Regions from separate parts of the Mus musculus genome. Here all the other regions are linked to region 2. The links are chromatin loops, found by intact Hi-C in ENCODE. Cell type or tissue: left cerebral cortex. All regions are shown on one strand. Region 1 overlaps Ror1 (receptor tyrosine kinase-like orphan receptor 1). Region 2 holds the start of Ror1 (receptor tyrosine kinase-like orphan receptor 1). Region 3 overlaps Ror1 (receptor tyrosine kinase-like orphan receptor 1).

The links. Peaks named below come from ENCODE experiments on the same cell type or tissue, not always from the same donor. Only the 100,000 strongest peaks of a DNase experiment are listed, where the experiment ranks them.
Region 1: it touches region 2 in a loop (2.0-fold over the local background); 9 of 42 quality-filtered maps call a loop at or near these places.
Region 3: it touches region 2 in a loop (8-fold over the local background); 19 of 42 quality-filtered maps call a loop at or near these places.

Annotation. Positions count from the first base shown.
Region 1 is chr4:100,211,278-100,219,277 of GRCm38, forward strand. The region is part of intron 1 of Ror1 (receptor tyrosine kinase-like orphan receptor 1); the gene reads left to right. Among named protein-coding and RNA genes, the nearest start is that of Gm12701, 96 kb to the left of the region's middle. In left cerebral cortex, a CTCF peak has its summit at 3,196 (motif pointing right); DNase peaks (open chromatin) are centred at 3,204 and 3,825.
Region 2 is chr4:100,091,661-100,099,660 of GRCm38, forward strand. It overlaps Ror1 (receptor tyrosine kinase-like orphan receptor 1), which reads left to right and starts at 4,131. Exons shown (of 9, transcript NM_013845.5): 1 at 4,131-4,649. The coding sequence starts at 4,559. Gm35701 (a long non-coding RNA gene) reads right to left here and starts at 3,983. Exons shown (of 3, transcript XR_376465.2): 1 at 3,818-3,983; 2 at 3,565-3,699; 3 at 1,097-2,553. In left cerebral cortex, a CTCF peak has its summit at 4,106 (motif pointing right); DNase peaks (open chromatin) are centred at 3,095, 3,824, 4,112, 4,791 and 1 more place; H3K4me3 peaks cover 1,125 bases.
Region 3 is chr4:100,403,895-100,411,894 of GRCm38, forward strand. Ror1 (receptor tyrosine kinase-like orphan receptor 1) reads left to right here. Exons shown (of 9, transcript NM_013845.5): 5 at 3,919-4,046; 6 at 5,820-6,137. Among named protein-coding and RNA genes, the nearest start is that of Gm35760, 14 kb to the left of the region's middle. In left cerebral cortex, a CTCF peak has its summit at 3,843 (motif pointing left); DNase peaks (open chromatin) are centred at 3,542 and 3,834.

The DNA of each region.
Region 1 (8,000 bases), 120 kb after region 2:
TTTAGTCCCCATGTGAACATCTTCTTTTAAAAAGATGAGGACATAGAGTGTCTGAGGGCTGAGTGGTATGCCCACATCTTCATTAAACTAACAAGTGGCAAAGTCAGACTTTAAATCCCGTTTTGATTCTGACACCACATTTCTGAGTACTGGTACAGTCATTCCTGCACAGCTTCCAGTCTGAGGCAGAAGCGGGACAAACGCTGCTAGTTGGTGTGCAGGGTGAAGTGGATAGCAGAGGGTGTGGTGTGTGAGGAGTGTTTCCTCCTGGCACTTGTTACTTAGTAGAACTGAAGATACTAAGCACCCTGTAATGTGCTAGTGAGTGAGTCAGTCATACCCAGGGAAGGATTATGCCTTAATGGCATTGTTTGGTAAGAAACAGTATGGGATCCCTCTCTATGAGACATGTGTTCTTCTAGGAATCTGATTCTGTTCTGCACACTCGTTCTCTGGGGGAACATCCTAGAATGGTGGGGTTGTTTTTATCCCCAGTCTATTCCTAACCTCCACCACTAGAAGAAGCTCCCCCACCCCCATTTTCCTTGCCCTGATGTGCTGAGATGTTCACGTGAGAGGCTCTCAGAAACCTTCTTTCAGGAGGAACAATAACTTCAACCTGATCCCTGTGATCTGGACACCATTGTGGTGGGAAGGGGAGAAGAAGAGCTTTGTGGGGGCCCCGATACTTCTGTGGGTGCAGAAGCAACTGGCATATAATTGCAAAAAGGGTTGAAAGGAGTAAGGGAGGAGAGGAGGAGATTTGTCGGGACGGGGCGGGGGGGGGGGAGTACTGCAGCGTGGTAATTGGAGATAGTAGATGGCAACCCCCAGTGAAGCTGGGAAGAAAAGACTGTGTGCTTCACAAACACAGGACGGAAGGGGTTTCATGTTTAATGTAAATACACCTGCCGTTTGTTCTCCAAAGCACTGGTTCCAGGTTTTGAGATAAAATAGCATTTTGAACATTGTGCCAGTGGAATTTGTCTTTCTGTGCCCAGGCACTGCTGTTCACTTTGTTCTCAGCAGAAACTAGAGAAGGGAGAGAGCCCTGACTGGCTCCAAGGTCTTACCCCAGCCAGCATTGCTACATCCACCGAGTCTCAGTCTGGATCTCCCCCCTTCCCCCCCCCCCCCCCAGACAGGGTTTCTCTGTATATATAGCCCTGACTGTCCTGGAACTCACTCTGTAGACCAGGCTGGCCTCAAACTCAGAAATTCACCTGCCTCTGCCTCCCAAGTGCTAGGATTAAAGGCATGAGCCACCACTGCCTGGTGTTACATCCTTTTTGTTTGTTTGTTTGTTGGTTGGTTGGTTGGTTGGTTGGTTGGTTGCTTGGATCCCTTGACATTGCCCAGCAGACAGTCACCCTTGTGGCCAACCCTGATCATGTCACCCCCTGCTTCTACGCTTACCACTGTGTTATAAACAGAGGCAGAAACCCTTACTTCTCTTACAGAAGTCCCCACTGCTTTTTGCCTTATGCCCATCCATCTATCAGATGCTCATCCCTGGGTGGTCATTGCACTGGCAGCCCCCAACCGAGCGAGCCTGTACTGGTCCCCTGCCTGCAGAGCCTCCTCCTCCTCAGTTCCCTTCAGCCTCAGTTCTGTCCATAGTTGGTGCCCTATGTTATTTCTTTAGGGTGCTTTCTCTGAATCTAGCCCACCAGTCAGAGATACTGACCCTCTCTTACACTGCTCTTGGTACCCCATGTCCTCCCTTTGTGGCTTTTGTCCCTGATTATAAGGATGAATTTGTATACTTATTTGATTGATCTCTGTGAACTCTACCAGTTCAGTGGCTCTGAACCTTCCTAATTCTGTGTCTATTTAATACAGTTCCCCATGTTATGGTGACCCCCAACCATAAAATTGCTTTCATTGCTACTTCATAACTGTAATTTTGCTACTGTTATGATCATGATGTAAATACTTACATACTTATGGAGACAGAGTTTTGTCAAAGGGTCATGACCCCACAGGTTGAGTACCATTGTTATATTGTGGGGGTCATTCAGGCTAAGTTGGCTTTGTAGTGATGTTGGTATTGCCACAAGCCTGATACTTAGAAGGTACAAGTGTTTGCTGAGTGAAAAACTGAAGAACATATCTTAGTTAAAACACCTAAGCAAATGAGATGGGGAAAAAATTCTACAGTTATAATTCTACAATTGAACAAACTCTATTTTTGATTTTTTAGTGTATACTTTTAAGTTTTTATTCATTCTATTAAAATAAAATGGCTTCTCATTTAATTGTATTAGACACATGATTGAATATCCACCAATTGTATTTAACTTCCAATCATTTTTTTAAAAATTAACTTGTGTCTCTAGCTGCATATATAACAGAAGATGGCCTAGTCGGCCATCATTGAGAAAAGAGGCCCCTTGGTCTTGCAAACTTTATATGCCCCAGTACAAGGGAATGCCAGGGCCAAGAAGTGGGAGTGGGTGGGTAGGGGAGCAGCGGGGGGTGGGGGGAAGGTATAGGGAACTTTCGGGATAGCATCTGAAATGTAAATAAAGAAAATATCTAATAAAAAAAGAATCAAAAAATTTAACTTTTTGTAGTGAGACCTCCCCCCCCCCAACATGATTATATGATATGTTATTTCATGGAAACTGATGCAGAAATGACATCGTGTCACCTTAGTGAGTCAACATCTTACATAGCCAAAACGAGTACATGCCACAAAATCAAGGTTGAACGTACAGGCAAATGGAACCATGTGGCAAAGGATTTCTAGACCATGCGGGGAGCGTGCTGGCCACAGGAAATGGCTGTGGCTGGAAGTGGGGAATGTGGCAGGCTGTTAGAGTTGCTACCTGCTCCTGGTCAAAGCAGGCCTCTTGTGTGGAATGCCACCATGGCTCTGGGACATGGGCAAGAAAAATGGTTGCCCTGGGATTCTCTAGAACCCTCTTGGGCTTGTAACAGGGTACTGACGGAGGGTGTGTTTTTCCTTGCTTCATGCCGAGGCAGTAAGGAGAAGTCACTTGGGACCCACAGTGCTGTGGAAGAGGGTGTGATCAGTCAAGTTGATCACACTAATTCAGCCTTTAGCAGACAGCACAAAACAGTGACTCTGTAATGCAGATCCCCCACAGCACCTTCTGATGGAATGACCCTGAATGACTTAGGTACTGCTTGGTTTACCACAAAGGCAAGGAAGGAGGGCTAGGAAGGGTAGCCACAAGGGGGCACTAAACCAGAGCCAGAGGCACAGAGTAGGGCTGGTTCCTGACCTTTGTCACTGTTTCCTGCTCTCTGCTGAAGAAAGGTCCCTTCAAAGGTCCAGATGACAGCAGGCTGATTGTATTTCAGCCACCCCACACTGCGTGCTTGCTCTGAGCGGACACCTTTTGCTGCAGAATCCAGGAGCAGTGAGGTCATTACCACTTTCATCCCTGATTTATACACTAACTCCTTGAGACACGAGGAGGGTGGAAAACAGGATTTGAACGCAGATCTGTGTGAGCCCAAATCCTGTGCTTTCCCAACCACTACTGATGAGGAATCTCAGTAGGTTCTTAAGAAGGAGCACGCTCCTCTCCGGAGGGTTTGTGACCCAAGAGTATGAAGAGAAACAAGGCGAGCTCTGTGTTCCCACTTGGGGAAAGTTAATATTTCACTGCTCTCGAGAATTTAGGAGCTTGGTTAAAAACTCACTATTAAACAGGGATTTTCTTTAATTCCTTTTGTTTAAAGATTTTCTTGTGAAACACTCTATGTACTGTGCCTCCCTCTGAGACGTCAGTGGTGCCAGACCGTTAGGGAGTTTGTGTAAATAGAGAGACGGCCAAATGCTGCCCACACAAGTCGTGAGGCATGAGGCTGAGTGTGTGAAATGGTTTCACAGGCAGCCAGGGCTCAGAGAGTGTCCTGGGACCTCACCTGCTTCCCAGGATCTGAGGACAGGGCCGTGCAGGCCTAAGGATAAAGATCCAAAAATTGTCTGACTGTTCATTGGGAAAAGGCGAAGTCTGATAAGGAGATGCAACCGTTTAGTCTTGAAAGGTCAATATTAATTATTGTTAATGCATATCTGGATTTCTTTTCTTATTTTCAAACTGACACTTCTTACAAAAAACAGGAATATCTAGAGAGTAAATAATGGGACAAGAATGCTTTGAAACATTTTTGAAATGATGGTTCAGTGCCTGGGGTCAAAGTGTAGAGCTGGTTTTCTTCATGTATTAAGAAAATACATAATTTTTAAAAAAATTAACATTGTTTTGGGCAGGACTGTATTATATTTACATGTTGAAAAATGCTTTTTTGTTTTTTTACAACTAATAGGAGCTTAGCATTGTGAATAAGGAGCAAAGAGAGCCGGTGTGGATGAATGCCCTCTTTCTTTAGTTGCAGAATTTAATAGCTGCCACTGAGAACGTTTTCTTTTAATCAGAGAAAAAAATTATTTTGTCCTTGACATTTATGCCAAAAGCCAGCCTAGAGAGTATGTTTTATAGCCAGTGCTGGATTACCCTAAAGGTAGAATTTTCCTATGTACAATATTCACTGAGTAGATTTGATTGCGTTAGATAACCGATCTATTAGAGAATCTTTCCAGTAGTTCCCCAAAGATGAAGATGCCTGGTGACAGGAGGATCACAGGTAAGTGCTCACATGCTTCCTGACTCTGTGACCTTGAGTGACCAGTACTGAGTCTGTTTCTTGATACAGGAGGAGATCTTATGTGCCAGCACCGTCATGCTGTCATAATGATTAATGTGGCTAAACATTTAACATAGTCCTTGGCAATTATTGAGTAGTCACTAAGTATTTGTGATACAGAAATGATACAATAACTTAAAACTTGCCCCAGAGAATGCTTCCTTTGTGATCTGGTGAGCCCTAAGAATGTAGAGAAAATGAGATGGCTCAATCTTCTAGAACAACTGCTAAATCTAAGTTTAGCAGAGGCAAACGAAGCTTAAGACACTGCATGCGGAGGTTGTTAGAGAGGCTCTGCTACTTTATTAAATGCCACGGGGAAACTGTCTGTCACCTCTTAGCTTTCTTTCCTCTATTTGTACATGCTATCAGCACATGCTACATATGTTTAGGCATTAATGGGCAATCTCAAAGAAATACATGATATAGATAGACCCTGACCTGATGGAAGTTTTTAGTATATTTGCAAAATTAAATAGACAAAAATTAAATATCAAAATAACATCTAGCTGCCAAATAAGGGGAGTATTGGCGGGAGGTAGAGACCCCCAGCACACCTGGGGTTGCAGCATTGGCAGTGGGGAGGGAACCTGCATCCTATGACAGAGCAATGGAAAGCTTCCTGCTTGTCAGGGTGAAGTCAAGGAGGAAGCTGGCTTTGATGGGAACGAGCAAGGCAAAGGCAAGGAGAGGTGGTTAGCAAGAGAAGCTCATTAAGATCTAAGGCTCTCTTTGAACCTAAAGTGTCTGTCTTTGTGGACTGATCAAGCTTGTCTGTCAGGCCCTTGTCCACCACCATGATTCATTAGCCTGTCTCCCTTATCATCATATCAAAAGTAAGACAAGAGGCAGACACAGATAGGAGGAAGTACTTTGCTTCTTGCTACTATGCCAAACATAGTTTACATACCACAGCCAGTGACCTGTCAACCCACCTCTCCTGGACACTTAATCATTTCCCTGGAATCCTCTGGAATAATTTCTCTATGCGTTAGTATATGCTTCGGAGTGTAGTCTTCTTCCTTCCCTTCAACTAGCCGACCTTCTCACGGAGTTCCAAGGTGGCCCAGGCTATGTATGACCTCTTAAAGTCAAAGTGCACCAGCATGAATTCAGCTCCTCCACACCCTGTTAATAGGGCACTTAGTACAGGCCCGGCGCTTGGTATCTGTCTGGCACTATTCTCTATTTTTTTCCATGTATAAATTCAGCTAACTCTCCAGAGGAAAGAAACAGTAGGAACAAGGGGAGACTTTATGAACGTACCAATTTATTAGATAATTTATCTTCAGTTCCTCCTATAAATATTTATTGAAGACTACTGTATGCCAGGCACCAGGACTCAGTCCTGGCAGAATTCCTGAGTAGACAATCAAAGACTGAAGCAATTCAGTAATCATAACCAAGCAGCCAGTATGGATATTTTATCAGCATCTCACATTCTGAATTGACTACTCAACACACCTTGTGTTCATGAGAGCAGTACTATATTCAATTTGGATGCACAAGAGGCTCTCCTGAGAATCATGCAGTGATGCCTTATCTGGGTTGGCTGTGCTATGGTAGAGCTCGAGAGTCTGCATTTCTAACATGTTCTCTGGGGGTGGTGATGCTGTATTCTCATGTGAGCCCTTGGAGTGTCAAGGTGTAAGGGAACCAATGAATGACAAAGGCAACCCAAGGACAATTGCAAGAAGAGATGGTAGCTTGCACACCACAAAGGCAGCAGGCCTCAGCTTAGCAGGGTCCTCACAGTCACCCTCACCACCTTACGTACCCAGTGACTGGTTCATCGAAGCCCAGTGGCACTCCCAGCATTCCTTCAAGGAGCAGTGCCAGCTGTCTCCTTTAGAATGTGATTTATGCGGTATAGCAGAGACAAGTGGTAGACCAGAGGCCAGGGCGCATTTGGAGACTGTGCGTTATGAAAGCCATAGGCAGTCTGTGTCTGGGTTTCCCCACTAGCAAAACAAAACTGGTAGCTTGTGTTCTGTCTGCTCCAGAGTGGGAGAACTCTATCTATCCCAGTGGTGGCAGATGAGAGGGACACGCAAAGGCTTCTGGGGGAAACAGAAAAGCTACAAAGGAAGCTGCTAGGGGAGGGGGATGAAGCCTTGTGAGTTACTACTGTATGTTTGTCCAAGGGGTCGCAGGTTGTGTGATCATAGACTATTCTATATTCATGAATTGTGAAGACTTTCTAGGGAAGCTAAGCTGCAGATCTTTCTAGAACAAGCCAGCTCAGCTCCAAATTTCCCTAGACCCTGTTTGATAGCTAGAAAGCTATCGTGTCTTTTCCCTCTTTGTGCTGAACCTACTAAGACTGAGGGGAGATCAAGCTGGGGTTGAGGCTCAGTGGTAGAGCATTTGAGAGGCTCTGGATTTGAACAGCAGCACTTAAGTAACGATAACAATAACTATTGCTGTTATTATAGGAGTCTGTTGAAAAGGGAAATTAGAGAGGGGGGTAATATTTATTACTTCCTGCAATATATTTTATATAATCTTTATAACACTCTTAGGAAGAAATGGGGCACCTATAGCTTGGGGATGCTCACTTGCATCAGTTTCTTTTTGAAAGGGGGGGGATCCCTTTCAATGGCATAGCTCCCAAATTGTGCTTGCTAAACTCTTATAGGTCTGTGACACCAACAGCTCATTGTGTACAGGTTATTCCAGGACCAGATTCCAGTTTAGGATGAAGCCAAGAGTTTCTTGGTTACACACATCTCTTTGCAAGTGAAAGAATTGTTTCAGAAGTCTTTGGTTTTAAATGTGTTGACTTTCATAAAGAACTCTACAGCTCGCTTCCCCTAGGAACAGAGAAGACCTGCAGCAGGAGACAGCAAGTTTGCTCTCGTTCTTAGTATTGGTGGGAGTGGTAAAGAGGGGCTTTTGTTGAGTGGTTTCCATGTGCTTGAAAGTATGTGAAGCCCTCATACTTTCTGTGAGGATCTGTGCAATCCTCACAGCCCTGAGTCTGTGGTTTTGTTGCCTGCATTTCAGATGAGAGGAAGTTGGATACTTAGCATAGGTCCATCACCTCCAAACGGACCAGATGGACTTCAGTTCTGTTCTTCAAGCCACACTATTTATATTTGCTCCCATGAAGTCCCACAGACTATGATGACCATCTGGCTTTAGAAATTAGCAGTGGCCTGCAGAGGAAAAGAACTACTCAAACTAATAACAACAATAATGAAAGTGATTGCCAACTTCCTCTGCTGTGCGTAAGGCTTCCTTAGCCAAGACCTGTCATATCTCATCATGTCACAGGCTGTGTGAGATCACGGGGCTCAAAAAACCCTGGGCAACTG
Region 2 (8,000 bases):
CAGCTATATCAGGCTCCTTTCAGCAAGCACTTGTTGGCATCCACAACAGTGTCTGGGTTTGGTGATTATATGTGGGATGGATCCCTAGGTGGGGCAGTCTCTGGATGGTCTTTCCTTCAGTCTCTGCTCCACACTTTGTATCTCCTTCCACAGGTATTTTGTTTCCCCTTCTAAGAGGGACCAGAGTATCCACACTTTGGTCTTCCTCCTTCTTGAGCTCATAAAACCAGATACACTGAAACTAATAGAAAAGAAAGTGGGGAAGAGCCTTGAGCACATGGGCACAGGGGGAAATTTTCTGAACAGAACATCAATGGCTTATGCTCTAAGGTCAAGCATTGACAAATGGGACCTCATAAAATTGTAGAGCTTCTGTAAAGCAAAGGGCATTGTTAATTGGACAAAACCAACAATTTTGGAAAAGATCTTTACCAATCCTACATCAGATAGAGGGCTAATATCCTATATATACAAAGAACTCCAGAAGTTAGACTCCAGAGAAACAAATAACCCTACTAAAAATAGGATAAAGAGCTAAACAAAGAATTCTCACCTGAGGAATACCGAATGGCTGAGAAGCACCTAAAGAAATGTTCATCATCCTTAATCATCAGGGAAATGCAAATCAAAACAACCCTGAGATTCCTCCTCACACCAGTCAGAATGGCTAAGATCAAAAACTCAGGTGACAGCAGATGCTGGAGAGGATGTGGAGAAAGAGGAACACTCCTCCATTGCTGGTGGGATTGCAAGCCTGTACAACCACTCTGGAAATCAGTCTGGCGGTTCTTCAGAAAAGTGGACATAGTACTACCTGAGGACTCAGCTATACCACTCCTGAGCATATACCTAGAAGATGCTCCAACATGTAATAAGGACACATGCTCCACTATGTTCATAGCAGCTTTATTTATAATAGCCAGAAGCTGGAAAGAACCCAGATGTCCCTCAACAGAGGAATGGATACAGAAAATGTGGTACATTTATATAATGGAGGACTACTCAGCTATTAAAAACAATGAATTCATGAAATTCTTAGGCAAGTGGATGGGACTAGGAAATATCCTGAGTGAGTTAACCTAGTCACAGAAGAACACACATGGTATGCACTCACTGATAAGTGGATATTAGCCCAGAAGCTCAGAATATCCAAGATACAATTCGCAGACCACTGTGTTCTCTGATCTGTTTGTGTCAATACCATCCTGGCAAAGACAAGGACTTGGTCGGGGGAAGCCTGCAAGAGAGACATTTCAATTGCTTGAAGTCTTTCTCCTAACCTACCACAAGACACAAGGCAGGAGTGATTAGAGGAGAGAGAGAGAGAGAGAGAGAGAGAGAGAGAGAGAGAGAGAGAGAGAGAGAGACTGGTGTGGGCTTAAGCCCAACCTTGGGCTGGTTTGTCTGGGCTCCAGACTTGGTTTTGGGCAGCTTTGTGACTCTGGGTGGGGAGGGTTTATCTCCCTGAATGCCACAGCTCTTTTATGTAAAACTGTCCAGGAGGGTGCACCAGCCCATCTCCACAGTCTTTTGCTACTCTCACATTCCCCATGTCTATGATTCTGTGATTAAGTCCCTGGAAGGTTTAAGTACTGATAAAAGTGCCATTAAGTTCTGTAGACTCAGTAGTGGCAGCTGTCTGTTACCTAAGATACCTGGTCCGCTGGGGGTTGGGAGGTCAGAGGCAGGCTGTGAGGACAGGAAGGCTTCCTGCCTGACAGCTTTTGACACTATCATGGAGGGAGAGCCACCTGTGCTGTGCATGATAATTGAGTTTCCTTTGATTTCTGGGCCCCAGCATACCGAAGCCAACCATGAAAGACACTTTCCCAGCAAGAGGACCTTCTGCCGTAAGTTCCCCAGGCAAGTGACTGGAAATAACGGAGACAGGACTGAGTGGGTCACAAGCACTGAGACTTGGAAGACACCAATTTGTGGGGATGAACTGGTTGTCCCGAAGGCCTTCTGTCGATCATTCCCTGACCTGAGGTCAGACTCACAGAAAGAGGGAAAACCATTAAGGCAGCTGGGGCTGGCTCTTGCTCTCCAGTCTTAGCAAAGAATAGGTGATTATTTCTCCCACAGGGGCTGGTTGTTCACCTACCTGCGGGCCCCAGGCTGGAAGTTTAGAGTCTGTGACTGCTGGGATGCACATTGCCTATTGCTCATGTTTCTGCTCTCCCAGCCTGCTCTCTGTGGAGCATCAGAAGCACGTGGGACAAAGAAGACAAGGAACTAATCAGATAAAAAAAAATTCTTCAGATTGTGGTCTAACTCTTGTTCACGGATCAAGTTCTTCTGGTTGTTGTTTGAGGAACCCAGGCAACAGAGACAGTCAAAACAGAGTTTTTATCCCCAGCAAAGTGACAGCTCATTATAAAATCCTAACGCTGAGTCCAAGAGGCAGCGGTGAGAGAGATCCCATCTAAACTCATTTACAGAGACCCTATAACATGCGGGGCTTCAGTTAAGGTCTTTCAGCCTCCTCATGGGAACAGGTCTGGGTATTGTCCATGGTTCATAGGGAGTGTGGACAAGTCATTCATTTTCTTTCTGCAAAACAATATTTTAAAAAAATTATTATCATTAATAATAATAATACTTATTTACTTTACATCTCACTCACTGCCCCCTTCCTGGTCACACCCTCCCATCATCCCTCCCCAACCCCTTCCCTTCTCTGAGCTGGTGAGGGCCTCTTGGGTAACCCCTACCCTGGCACATCAAGTGCCTTTGAGGCTAAGTGCATCCTCTCTCACTGAAGCCAGACAAGGTAGCCTAGCTAGAACATATCCAGGCACAGGCAACAGCTTTTGGGATACCTCAAACTCCAGTTGTTCAGGACCCACATGAAGAGCAAGCTGCACAACTGTTACATATGTGTGGGGAGGCCTAGGTCCAGCCTGTGTATATTCTGTGGTTGGTGGTTCAGTCTCTTGAGAGCCCCAGGGGTCCAGGTTAGCTGACTCTGTTGGTCTACTTGTGGAGTTCCTATCCCCTCAGGGGTGGCAATCCTTTCTCCTATTCTATAAGATTCTCCCAAGCTCCATCTGCTGTTTAGCTGTGGGTGTCTGTATCTGTCTGAGTCAGCTGCTGGGTGGAGCCTCTCAGAGGATAGCTGTGCTAGACTCCTGTCTCTGCACACCAACTTTTAAAACTGCAATATGTCTCACTGTCTATAATGCAGCAGGCAAGCAGAAGGTACTTAGTAGGAAGCCAGGTGACCATGGACAGATTCTGAGTATCTTTGTGTTCTGGGGAACAATATTGACAGGGGTCCTTAGCTACTCTTGCATCCTTGGAATCCAAGTCAGTCTGGCATACAGTGGGTGCTCACTTTATATGATCCAGGGTGTTCTTGGTACTGAACTCCCAAGAGCATTTATGAATTACAAAACCAATAAACGGCAAACCAGGAGAAAAAAATAAAAACACTGTAAGTAATGTAAATAGGAGGTAATAGACTTGCTTAGCTGAGCAAGAGCAAGAGAAATACACCGTATGTAAAGAAACAGAACACTTATGTGATATAAAAAATATTAAAAAGACAAACTGAAATATTACTCTGTTCATGTTCAGAAGGCAGAGAAACAACTTTCAGGAGGCCGGGGGGACAGTGACAATAAAGAACGAAGATGAATCTTCTCTTAATGTCCTAAAAGAAGCAGATCAGATGAGCTTGGTGTAGATGTAGTGGTCCTAGGATTAAAAACAAGAAGACACATGAGTCACTTGTATTTGGGCTCCCCCTTAAGCAACTTTTGGGAAAGAAGAAATTAAATGGGGCACGGTGTAATATCTGTACATGTTCCCTCACCCAAGGCAGTGGCAGAGAAAGACAGTTAAAATCTGGGCTTCCTAACTTATCCAGTCACACTTTACACTGGAAGCCCATCTCCCTAAAGTCCTTCTCCGTCAAAATGTCTCAAAGGTCCCATCAACATCAATGGCTGGTCCCCAGCGAGTGGGGGGTGGGGAGTGGGGTTGGGGGGGAGGGGGAGGGGGCGGAGGGGGGATGATGGGTTAACAGGAGGTGTGGTAGCTGCTTTCCGAGATGCCTTGGAAGGTGCGAGTCCAGGAGGTAGCAGTAGAGGGCGCTGGGACCCCGGCCTGGGCCCGCCTCTGCCATTGGTCCGGGCTGGGGCGCTGGGTTGTGGAGTTGGTGGAAAGTGACAAGTTGGGCGAGAAGAGAGATCGTGGAGAGCTGGAGGAGCCTCGGCTTAGTGAGCCCCGAGACCGCAGCTCCAGGCACTGGGCACGCTCTTCTGCAGTCGGAGCCGGAGACACACGGTTCGCAAGAGCGACACAGAGAGCCTAGGACTGAACAGCCGGCTGAGTCAGGGCTGCTGCGGAGTACCGACCGGGAGGAGCCGCGCTCCCAGGTCCAGGGCGGCAGAGCGGAGACGAGGGAGCAGGTCAGAGGGACAAAGAGTTTTGCAAAGGCCCCCCGGTGTCCTGCGAGTGCCTGCGGCAGGACGAAGTGACCCGGAGCCCTGGGCGAACCCGTGGATGTTCTGCGCGCCGCCAGGGAGCCGCCAGCACCGCCACGAGAGGAGGAATGCACCGGCCGCGCCGCCGCGGGACGCGCCCGCCACCGCTGGCGCTGCTGGCCGCGCTGCTGCTGGCCGCACGCGGGGCTGATGCCCAAGGTAAGCAGCGCCCGCGCCCGGGTTCCACCGTCCGCCCCCCCCCAGAGCTGAGTGCCCGGTGAGCGCCTCGCCGGTCCCGGAGCTGGTCATTCGACCGCCGCCTGCACGGGCCGCCCGAGGGAGGCCATCCAGGACTCTCTCTGAAGCTCGGCTGCGGGCTGGGCTCTGGAGGACTGGTCGTAGGCATCCAGCTGTGGTTGTCAGTGCTGACAGGAAGTGTAGAAGAACTTTGGAGGTGGTGTGTGTGTATGTGTGTGTGTGTGTATGTATGTTGGGGGAGATGCTGATCCTTTGCCTATCTCTTTCTGGATTCCTACCGCACCCCAACTGGGGTCCAGTTTATCTACTTCTCTATCCCAGAAAGAGTTTGTATTTTCAGTGGCGCCTCCGACAGAGCCCAGGCGGTCCGCGAACCCATACAAACAAAAGCCCTGTACTCCCAGGACTCCCTTGTCCTTGCGTCTTCTCTGTTTGGTGTTCGGAGCCTCCTGCCCTCTAGAGGGTCATCCTGCAGACCAAAACCTTTGCTCTTCCGCTGCCACTTTGTGCAGTTAGAGGCGGCCTGCTGCTCCAAAATACTCTGGACTCCGGGGTGCACGTGTGCAAGTGTGTGTGTGTGTGTGTGTGTGTGTGTGTGTGTGTGTGTCGAGGTGGAAGAAATAGAGGTCATCTAATGCATACTTGATTTTGGTCATCTCCAGAGACAATCGCTACAGTTAGAGAAAGCCTCCACCGGCAGCCGGAGCGTCTTAGTTCCCTGCGGGAAGCTTGGATCCTCGCTGGGTCTGAGCCTGCACACAATGAGAGGGAAGAGCCCGCTGCGCCTGTGGAGACAACCAATTCATTCTTTGGAAGTTAGAGGGGGAAAGTTGATTAAAGTCTCTGGGGGTCTTGGGCCTCACTTTTAACATGCATCCCTTGAGGGGGTGTTGGAGCCCCTGAACTCTTCCCGCCCCCACTTCCAGCCCCCAGCCTCTCTAGATAAACAGAAATATTTACCATTCATATCTTTACCATTCATCTGTAAGCCAGTTAGGGAAGAGTCTAGTTTACTGAACAGCTGGGGAAAAGAACCACTCACTGAATGACTGCTGAATTAGTTTCTACTAAAAGTTAGGGGTGACTTTCTTGGTACAAAGCTCTCAGCAAGGAAGCTGGGTGCGGATTTTGATCTCCTGGAGGTGACTCTGGGATGGGAGCAGCGCTCACCCAACAGAGTTCTGAAGTGTCGTTATTCTAATCTAGAGGCTCCACGGGGGGGGGGGTGTGAATACAGTTTCTAATTTCCATTAAGATGCACATCAGCAGGGGTGCTCTATCTTAAGGGAAAACCCTGATGAAATGTAAACAGTTTGCTCTCCTGGATGTTTTTGCTTGGGGATGCCAAACATCTGGCTCTTCGCCACTACACCTGGGTGAAAAGCAGAAAATGGGGCCGTGCTGCCGACCCGTGTCCAGCACAATTGGGGTGATGGTACCTAAGGCTGGATTCCTGGCCTGGGGGCCTTGATTAATTCCATTGTTCCTGTGCGCTCCTTTACTTTCTCTTACCCTTTCATCAGCCAGTGATTTTGAGGTCACAGCCTCTGCTGATTGGGATGGGATGAGATGGGGGATGTAGGGGTGTTTACCTTTTTTGGTCATCTGTTTTTAAAAAAGCCACCCACGCAATGAATTTGCCAATGTAAAAACAATACCGTTGTCAGTAGCTACCCAAAGTTCTCTTTCCTTCCTGTTCCTTATTCTAATAATGGGTTCAAACCTGTTGCTGTCTTACCACGTCTTAAATCCCTTTTCATTTTTGTAAATCTCTGTTCTGGCCTGAGATTCCTAAGGCAACCCTGCCTGTCAATGGCTCAGGACATAAGCTTGAGAGGAGATATATTTTATCTATTAAGTTATTTTAAAAAAATTAAAAATGGATCAGTATTTCGGTATTTCTCTCATCCCTTTTCTATTTGATTGGCAGGGAGGAGAAAGCCTTTATGTACATAGTTTCTGACCTGCTAGTTGTTGATCCTCCCAGCTACCTCCTACCTGCCCAAAGGTATAAACACTCATTACTGCTCCCAAGAGCTCCAGACTGTTGGAACCTACCTGAGCCTTTCTCAGAACTGTGCTCATTCTGTGGTTTGGCTGCTTGAAGCCAGAGGGAGGTGTCCCAAGACTCAGCTGTCATTTTCTAAGTCTCCAATTGCTATGTCAGTAGGTGTCCGTCCCTGCTTCATTTAGTATAGGAGTCTCCTGAGGGCCATGAGCCTGTTAGCTTTGCTGGTGAATTCATTGAGGGCCCTTATCAGTCAGCTTTAGCTTTTATTAGGGATGTTTGGATAATCCTACCTTGATGGCAAGGAGGCACCACCCAGAGGCATAGGTAGAGGGTGTATGGTCAGATTGCCTCTGGCAGTGCTTGCTTATCAGTGATTTACTTTATTTGAAAACACACTAGGCTGTTTTGTTCCTCCAATGGCTGGGATACTTAGGGGTTATTTTATTTTACTTTTGTATGTGAGTGTGTGGTGAATATATGTTTGTGTTTCTGTGGATGTGTGCACATGTGTAGGCATGTGGGTATTCCTCTGAAGCCAGAGGTCAGTGTTGAGAGTCTTCTTCAATCAATCTCTACCTTGATTTTTGAGACACGTTCGCTTACTCCGCTGGAGGTCATCTACCCAGCTGGGCTGGCTGGGCTTGTCTATGCCTGGGGTTATATGAGCAGGTTATATGAGTGAGTGCTGGGGGAATGAGTTCAGCTCCTCACGTTCATAGGGAAGGCACATTACTTGACTGTGACATCTCCTAAGACCAAGAGTTCTTTCAAAAACTCAGCTTTGATCTCTTTTATCCTGTCTCCTGCATGTGAAAATAGGCTCCAAATTAGACTTTTAAAATATTTCTAAATGCATGTCGCTTGCATCCAAAGGAACATTCTGCCTGTGGTTTGATGACAAGCACTTACACTGCTTCAAATATTAACAAAACAAAACAAAAACACCAAAAACGGTATAGAGCATACTATGGAGAACTGATACTTTTAAACCTTATGTATGCTTGACATAAATGTCTATTTGCAGAGAAATAGACTATGCATTTGTGCAAATATATTAAGGGGACCACAGTTTTGCTGAGTGAGTGGAGGAGAGAAAACCTTTTTGGTTATATGTAAAAGTATATGGTTATTTCCTTCACTTAGTTAAAAACACAGCCCACTAATCAGAGATTATTCATTTTCCGTGTTCTAGTAAAAAGAGTAGTATCAGAGGAACCCATTAGCCAAGCTTAATGGCTATAACTCAGGCTTTGGCATTGACAGACCTGGGTCTGACTCCTCCTTTTCATTGTGTAGGCAAT
Region 3 (8,000 bases), 310 kb after region 2:
CTGCTGGACCCCACATAGGAACTGCGCTGGTGGTCAAAGTTGAGGAACCAGCATCTGGTCTGAAGGACGTTGGAGAGACACAGGGAAACCATCACTCAGCATGCAGTCAGCATCCAGGTGGCAACAGTGGGTTCCTGGTGCCCTTTCCCAATGCCTGTTGCTTCCTGATAGATAGTGGCATGACTCCACAACAGCACCCTGACTGTGCTACCTTGGTGCATCCTGTTTTTAGGTAGAGAGCAAGAGACATGATCAGGAGAAGTACATGCTAGTAGATCGCCCACTGCTAAAGGCAAAGGAAAGGGTGGCTGGGTCTTGATTGGTAGGAGACCAGCCAGCCCCATGGCTGCTACTCACACCGTAAAGGGAAGGCAGAACTAGCTACACATCGCTGTTCCTCATCATGTTCTCCTATATTTCCAAAATGGGAGCAGTCACACCTCTACGTGCTTCATAATCCTCTTGTCTATTAAATGGCTTGACATGTATTTTATAAGCATATGAAATCTGCAGTGCCTCAGACAGAATAAAAACTTGCTATAACGTCTTGTGAATAGATTTAGTCCTCAGCAGTCCCGAGGCACAGAACTGTTACAGACCTGACAATACAGTAAAGTGGCCTGAGCTCATAAGTGCAGTTCAACCCTGGCTATCACCTACTGCCTTTGCATATCCCAGGGAATCACTTAACTTCTCGGAGCTGGAACTATCCCTCCATAAAAGAGGGGAGGAGCTGGGCGGCATTGCTTGGAGCAAAGTAGATTCTAGAGGCTCAGCCTGACAGTTTGACCCCATAGACAGGAGGTGGGGCCTAAGGACTAGGAAGCGTTGAACTGTTCTTTCTCTCTCACCTTTTTAACTTATTTTATTTTATGTGCTTTGATGTTTTGCCTGTACATATGCCTGTGTGAGAGTGTCAGAACCAGGAGTTACAAACAGTTGTGAGCTGCCATGAGGGTGCTGGGAACTGAACCAGGCTCCTCTGGAAGAACTGCTGCTGTTGTTGTTGTTGTTGTTATATGTGTGGTGTACTTGGGTAGGCATGCTACCACATTTCTGTTGTTAGAGGACAACATTGTGATATCAGCTTTCTTCTTCTACTTACATGGTGGAGACAGGGAGTTTCCAAGGGTTGACAGAGCTCAGATGGTCCAGCCTGTAGGTAGCAGCTTTAGCAGTTGAGCCATCTCAAGTGTTTCTGCAGAAAGCCTAACATACAGCCAAGGCTGAAAGTTGCTCAGATGCAATGCATACTCACTTGCTTGTTTTGGGTTTGGGGTTTTTTTGTTTTGTTTTGTTTTTGTTTTTTCTTTCGTTAAGAAATCTCTGTCCCAGAGAGAGTGGTCAAAATTGCAGAAGTTCTGGGCATAATAATAAAAATAAAATCCAGTACACCTGCAACTGTGAACAGGTGATTGGAAATGGGCAGCCAACCAGTTGAATCTCACTTTAGTTTGAAAAAGAAGAAATATTTAGTACTTTTAGGAGTCTTGAACTTGAAAAGTGGTAAGAAGTTTAGCTTAAGCCTCACTCATAAACTATAGGAACTCCCAGTGGGTTAGAGATTTATATCTGGGGGTAGTTCCAAGATTTTGTCCTCCCAAGAGATATAAATGAAAACCTTAAGAGTTTAACATAGGGAGGGAAAACTTTTCTCACAAAGATGCTTTAAACATCCTGGCTCCACTAATGTGGGGGAACAGGAGAGCAAGGCCTGGGGTAGCAGGGACAGTGTGCGTCAGGGCAGACCCTGGTCTCTACTTCGGTTTCCAGAAAGCAACTTGAGGTCATCCAGAGCCTTCTTTTCCCTATAGGTTTATGGTATTCGTTACCCAATAAAAGTTGGGTTAATTTTACAACCCAGGTAAGATTTAAGCCAAAAAAGGGCTTCCATCATTACTGTAGGATTTCTGACAGTAAACACGTAGGGTGCGTGAGGGGCTGGGCAGCTCTGGAGTCACAGGTCTTCCTGTCAGGCAAACGGTACGCTCCTTTGTTATGGGTTTGAAGTTTCCAAGGCTTTGCTCTACAAACTATTTCAGGATGAACCTAAGACGTTCAGTTCATCTTCATCTTCAAGTCTAGGGACTTGGTGTAGGAAGCTGCAGAAAATGAGAATCCTGTCTCATGGCTTTTCACTCCTTTGGCGGCTACCCTCAGCCTGCTAGTCTCATAGGAATAGGAAACCTGTAGGTAGCAAAACCTAGCTACATAGCTCTGCTCATGGCCATAGTGAAAGAGAGAGAGTGGGGGGGGGGGGGAGGAAGAAAGAAGGAAGAAAGAGAGAGTGAAGGAAAAAAAGGAAGGAAGAGAGAGAGAAGGAAAGGAAGGAAGGAAGGAAGGAAGGAAGGAAGGAAGGAAGGAAGGAAGGAAGGAAGGAAGGAAGGAAGGAAGGAAGGAAGAGAGAGAAGGAAGGAAAGAGAAACAAACAGAAAAGAAAAATTAAGCACTTAGCAAATGTCTTCCTTTTGAATGAGTGTCCTCTAAGTTTGCCATAAATACATTAGTGACAGCTATGTGCTATCTCTGCAGTCTCAAGGGACTTCTCTAGCAGCCAGTCATGGTAGCTCCCAGCCACTTGAGAGACTGTGGTAGAACTAGTACACCTTCAAAGTGAGGTTGGACAACATATAAAGACCAGTCATAAACAAAATCAATGTGTCTGGGGTCATAGCTCAGTGGCAAGTACTCATTTGGCTTGTATGAGGCCCTAGTTCCATCTCCAGCACTGCTAAATTAACACACAAACAAATAATAAGCTTTTATATTATTTGATGGGGTCATATAGCTTATACCTATAGGGCAAAGAGGCCAGTTATAGCCTGTTTTAAAGGCAAAGGACCATGATGCACAGGTCTTGGCCAGCCTGCCTAGAGAGCACAAGAAGAATATTTTGGTACCCTGTCTTCTAACTTAGAAGTCAAGAAAGGCAAATGGGTGATACGTGGAGACGGGTGTTGACATCAGCCAGAGGGGAAGAACTGGGGTAAAGGTGAACTCACAGATGTAGCAGGCAGTCTTCAGGGGAGCCTACATCTGTTGTTCTACCCTCTGGCTCTGCCCTGTGTCTTGTGCATCCCCATTGAGGAGTGGGATGTCCGTCTTGGATCCTGGTCTCCTGTCCTATGACTTGTGGCACTACAGCTTTCTTGTCATTGCCTGGCGTCCCCTGTCTTCAAGATAAAATCACTTCCCTTGTTCACTTATTATTTTAATTTAAAAGTAGCAAAAATCTTATGGCCTTTTTTTTTTTTAAAGTTTTAACGGTCAGAGAGAGGTAAAGTGTCTGTTGATGCTTGCTTCGGAGTTCTTTGGAGTGGCTGGTCTCCAGTCTTTTGGTCTGTGGCTTGCTCTGGCTTCTTGAAGATAGACAGGACAAGTTGTACCCAGTGAGGAGCCAGGAAACCCTCCCATCCTCCCTCCTAGCCATACTAGCTTCCTACCCTGTGGATCTCCTAATTGACATGTCAGTTGGTGTGGATCTTGTGGCTAATGTGCGCACGCCTTTGTAGCAAATGGAGCAGAAATAATCTGCACTTAGAAAAACAAAACAAAACAAAACTGTAGCGCATGTGCCCAGATTTCCAGCTTGCTTCCTCTTCCCTCACAGGGCTACATCATCTTCCAGCACACCACCAGCTGCAAAAATAAAAGTTCTTTCCCATATTTAAGGATGATTTTTGCGCTTCAGGATGATTTTCTGGGGGTGTAGGAAACTTGACCAACGTGACCAACAGATGTTTTAAGGGATGTTTGAAAACTGAATTTATAAAAAAAAAAAAAAAAAGTCTGTAAATGTAGTCTTCATTATATGGTGCCCAACTGCGCCCCCTTGTGACCATTTAGAGCATTGCAAAGCCAGAGTGAGTAGTGTGTGAGGGTAGTTCTGTTCTAAGAATCATTGTGCTTTGTTTTTAGAGATGAGTATGAAGAAGATGGATTCTGTCAGCCGTACCGAGGCATTGCATGTGCACGATTTATTGGCAACCGCACTGTGTATATGGAGTCTTTGCATATGCAGGGGGAAATAGAAAATCAGATCACAGGTAGGTAACATCAAAGAAGTGATACTTAGCCTTCCTTAACTATTTTTTTTTCTTGCCAGGAGTTTTTCTGGGCTTCTTTCCTGACAGAGAATTAGGCTAAGCTTAGGGTTGGGAGTGGGACCATAAAGAGGCATAAGATGTGATCTCTGTGCTCTGGAATTTACATTAAAATAATTTATTAGAGGTTAGCCTTGGAGGAAAAGGAAGCTTCGAGAAGTCTCACATTCGTGCAAACACTCAATAAATATTCCTGAGTGCTTTCGGTACCCTGGGACCAGACTGGACACTCGGGACTATGAGGGCGTGAAGGAGCCAGGTGTGTCTCTACCCTCACAGAGCTTGCGTTTGGAGGCAGCATGGTGTAGACTAGAACAAACAAGGACTAGAACATTGATCCCAGAGCTGTTGTTACAGAGACAACATCAAGAGACTTGCTGTTCTCCATGAGCCCCAAAGTGAAACACTTCCTAACAAGACTGGGGGGAGGGGCAGGCCATCATGCACCACTTTGACTTGAAGATTTTAGGAGACATATGGACCAATCCAGGACAGAAATATGGGAGAGAGAAAGGGCCAGAAACTCTGTTCTCTGAGCAACTTGACAGAACTGAGAAGCAGCTGAGGGGAACTGTTGAACCAAAACATGGACAGGAAGTGGAGTGGCTTTTGCTGAAGCCCTCAGGGGTGGGGGGCTGCGGGGGTGGAGGTTGAAAACAAGAGTAGACACAGGCTGGACAGAGAGGGGCCACTGAGCCCAGGGTTTCTACCCAGTATAAGAGCGTTTGGACACACTTTAAAATAAGGATACACATTAAATAAATGGCATTCTGATATAAATATTTGGTAAACAATGTATAATAGCCCTCTCTTGCACATGTTCCATGGGTATCAGCTTGCTGGAAAGTATTATAGTTCCATTTTGTTTTTGGAAAACTCATTTCATTCTTTTTGACCCAACGTTTCCCAGACTTGTTAGCCTCTGTGGCCCTTCTCAGAAGCCCTTGATAAACTGTGGGATTAATGGTCCCAAGGAACTCAGTTTGTGAAACAATGTAACCAGCCTCTTGGGGGGCCTACAGGGCTGGTGCACTTCTGGGATAGATGCCCTGCAGTGTAAGATTTGGCTAACAGACCCTGAGATCCCACAACACATACTGGGACAATGCCCTGTGCAGTGTGAGGTTAGGCTAACAGACCCCAAGATATGGAGATGCACACTGGGACAACTGAACTGTGGTCTTCTGGTGTATCGCGTCATTTTCCAAAGATGGAATAGACAGTATTCAAGGCACGATGAAACGAAGCAAATGATACAAAGCCACCCAACAACTCTTGCCATCAGGCAACGCAGTGCTATGTTCCGCTCAACCCTGCCTGAAACAAGCTCTGACCTTGGGCTGTCAGATGTCTTAGAGCCTCAGAAAATTAATTAAAAAAAAAAGAAAAAGAAAAAAGTACAGGGTGAAACACTCTCTCTGTAGAGAGAAAAAAACAAAGAAAAATATATTGTACTTTAACCCAATTAATTCTTTTTATTAGGAAATGGTACATATGTAATTCAATCCTGTTTTTCTAACTTTGTAGTCAAAATGATTTTTTCAAGCCCGTGAAAGTGAGATGCTTAGACATCTGAAATGAATCTCCTTCCCTTGGCCTTGTGGGCTTCAGCCCAGCAGATTCCCTGCAGTGTATTTCTCCCTGGTATCTGTTGACTGGATCACGGCAGAGATAAACCCTGGCCCCTGGGAGTTAATAGCTCTGTTTGTTTTTCAGCTGCCTTCACCATGATTGGCACCTCCAGCCATTTATCTGATAAGTGCTCTCAGTTCGCCATCCCTTCCTTGTGCCACTACGCCTTCCCGTACTGTGACGAAACCTCATCTGTCCCAAAGCCCCGTGACTTGTGTCGTGATGAATGTGAAGTGCTGGAGAATGTCCTGTGTCAGACAGAGTACATTTTTGCCAGATCAAATCCCATGATTTTGATGAGGCTGAAGTTACCAAACTGTGAGGATCTCCCCCAGCCAGAGAGCCCGGAAGCTGCAAACTGCATACGGATTGGCATTCCCATGGCGGATCCTATAAATAAAAGTAAGTGGTGAAACCTGGCCCTGACACACAGTAACTGTTCATACTGGGACAACGACAGCACCCACTGACCACTGACCTTCTAGTGAGCCGTATACCGTGCCTGAGCATTCTGCGGTAGATTAGATAGAATTGCCTCAACGAAACTTCATGGAAAGAGAATTAAAAAAAAAAAAATACAGGATTTTTTTTTAATAACTTAAACACAGAATTACTAAATGTCCCAGCAATTCCACTCCTGAACCTATAACTAAAAGAATTAGAAACAGGTCTTCAAATGGAAATTCAGATAAAAATAATCACAATGCCGGCTGGCGAGATTATCAGCAGTTAACAGCACTTACTGTTCTTCCAGAAGACCCAGGTTCAGTTCCCAGCACCCACCTGGCAGCTCACAACTGTCTTTAAGTCCAGTTGGGGGATCCAATGCCCTCTTCTGGATGCATAGGCACCAGCATGAATGCAATGCACACATATACATACAGGCAAAGCACACAAATACATAAAAATAAAAATAAATTGGTTTTAAGAATGTTTGTGGTAGAACTATCCACAAAAGGGGCTGGGGGTGTATGTATCTCAGTTGGTAGAATGTTTGGAGGGCATGCACAGAGCCCTGGGTTCATTCCCAGAATCACATAAACTGAGTGATGTATATCTGTAATCCCAGCACTCAAGATGGGGCCATGAGGATTATCAGTTCAAAGCCATCCTTCCCTACATTGTGAGTTTGTGAGTTCAGGACCAGCCTGGGATAGTAGAGACCTTGTCCCAAAATAAGTGGCTTGGTTGGGTTTGTTTATTTGTTTGTTTTTAATAAAACAAATGATGGTATGTCCACGTATTGAAATATCATCAATGAAAGGAATGAAAAGCAGACATATGCCACAACTGGGTGAAACTTGGAAATATAACGCTAACACAAGAAACCACTGCATGATCCCAGTTCTATGAAGTGTCCAGAATGGACAGATTCATTGAGACATGAAGTATATTTGAGGTTCTGAGGCTGTGGTGGTGGGAGGGACTGTCTGATGGATGTGGAGTTCACTTTGAAGATAACAGGAGTGTTATAGAAAGGAATGAAGCTGTATAGCCCTGGGAAGGTATCAGGTGTGCTCATATCAGGTGTGCACATGTTTCATGTTGTGTGGGCTAGACCATACTTGGTAAATACACATGAAGGTGTGTCCCTGTCTCTGTCCTGTCCCCGCTCCAGACAGCAGGTTGTCCCTCTGCCTGTTTGCCGTTCATCTAGAATTAATTCTCTTTGGTAGTTAATGCCACTTGTGGAGTTAGTGTATAACATTTCTATCTTACCCTGTGGCCAGCTGAAGGACCATGTAAGAGAGCCTGCTTTCTCATGGGTGGCCCACGTCATCAGCACAAACAACCCAATTCCCACTTGAAACACAGGCTGCCCCTAGTAGACTTCCCATAAGTTATCTCTAGACACCCCCAGTTGGAATAGAAGAAAAAGTTTGCCTTGAATCCTCCTTGAACCACTAACTTCTGACCCATGAAAAATCCCTCCTGTGCCCCAGCTGCCTCCCCAATCCCATTTCTTCTTGTATTCCCCAGTTAGAAACACTGCAGAAAGTCATTTTATTCCTGAAGCATAAGCTTTAAATCCTCCCAGGAATATAAGTACAAGGCAGGCCCTGAGTCCAAGCCCAGCATACAGATCCCCTCCCTTCCCCCCCCCCAGCCCCCCACCCCCACCCCTGCACTAATCTGCCTGGAGAAAGACCTTCCAGGTGCTTAGCCTGCCCCACCCCGCCCCTCCCCACACCCAAACTGTTGCTAGGAAGGACAAATCCCCTTCTGTTTCTTACTAGCACTCTGGACTTCTTTTATGTTTTTTAG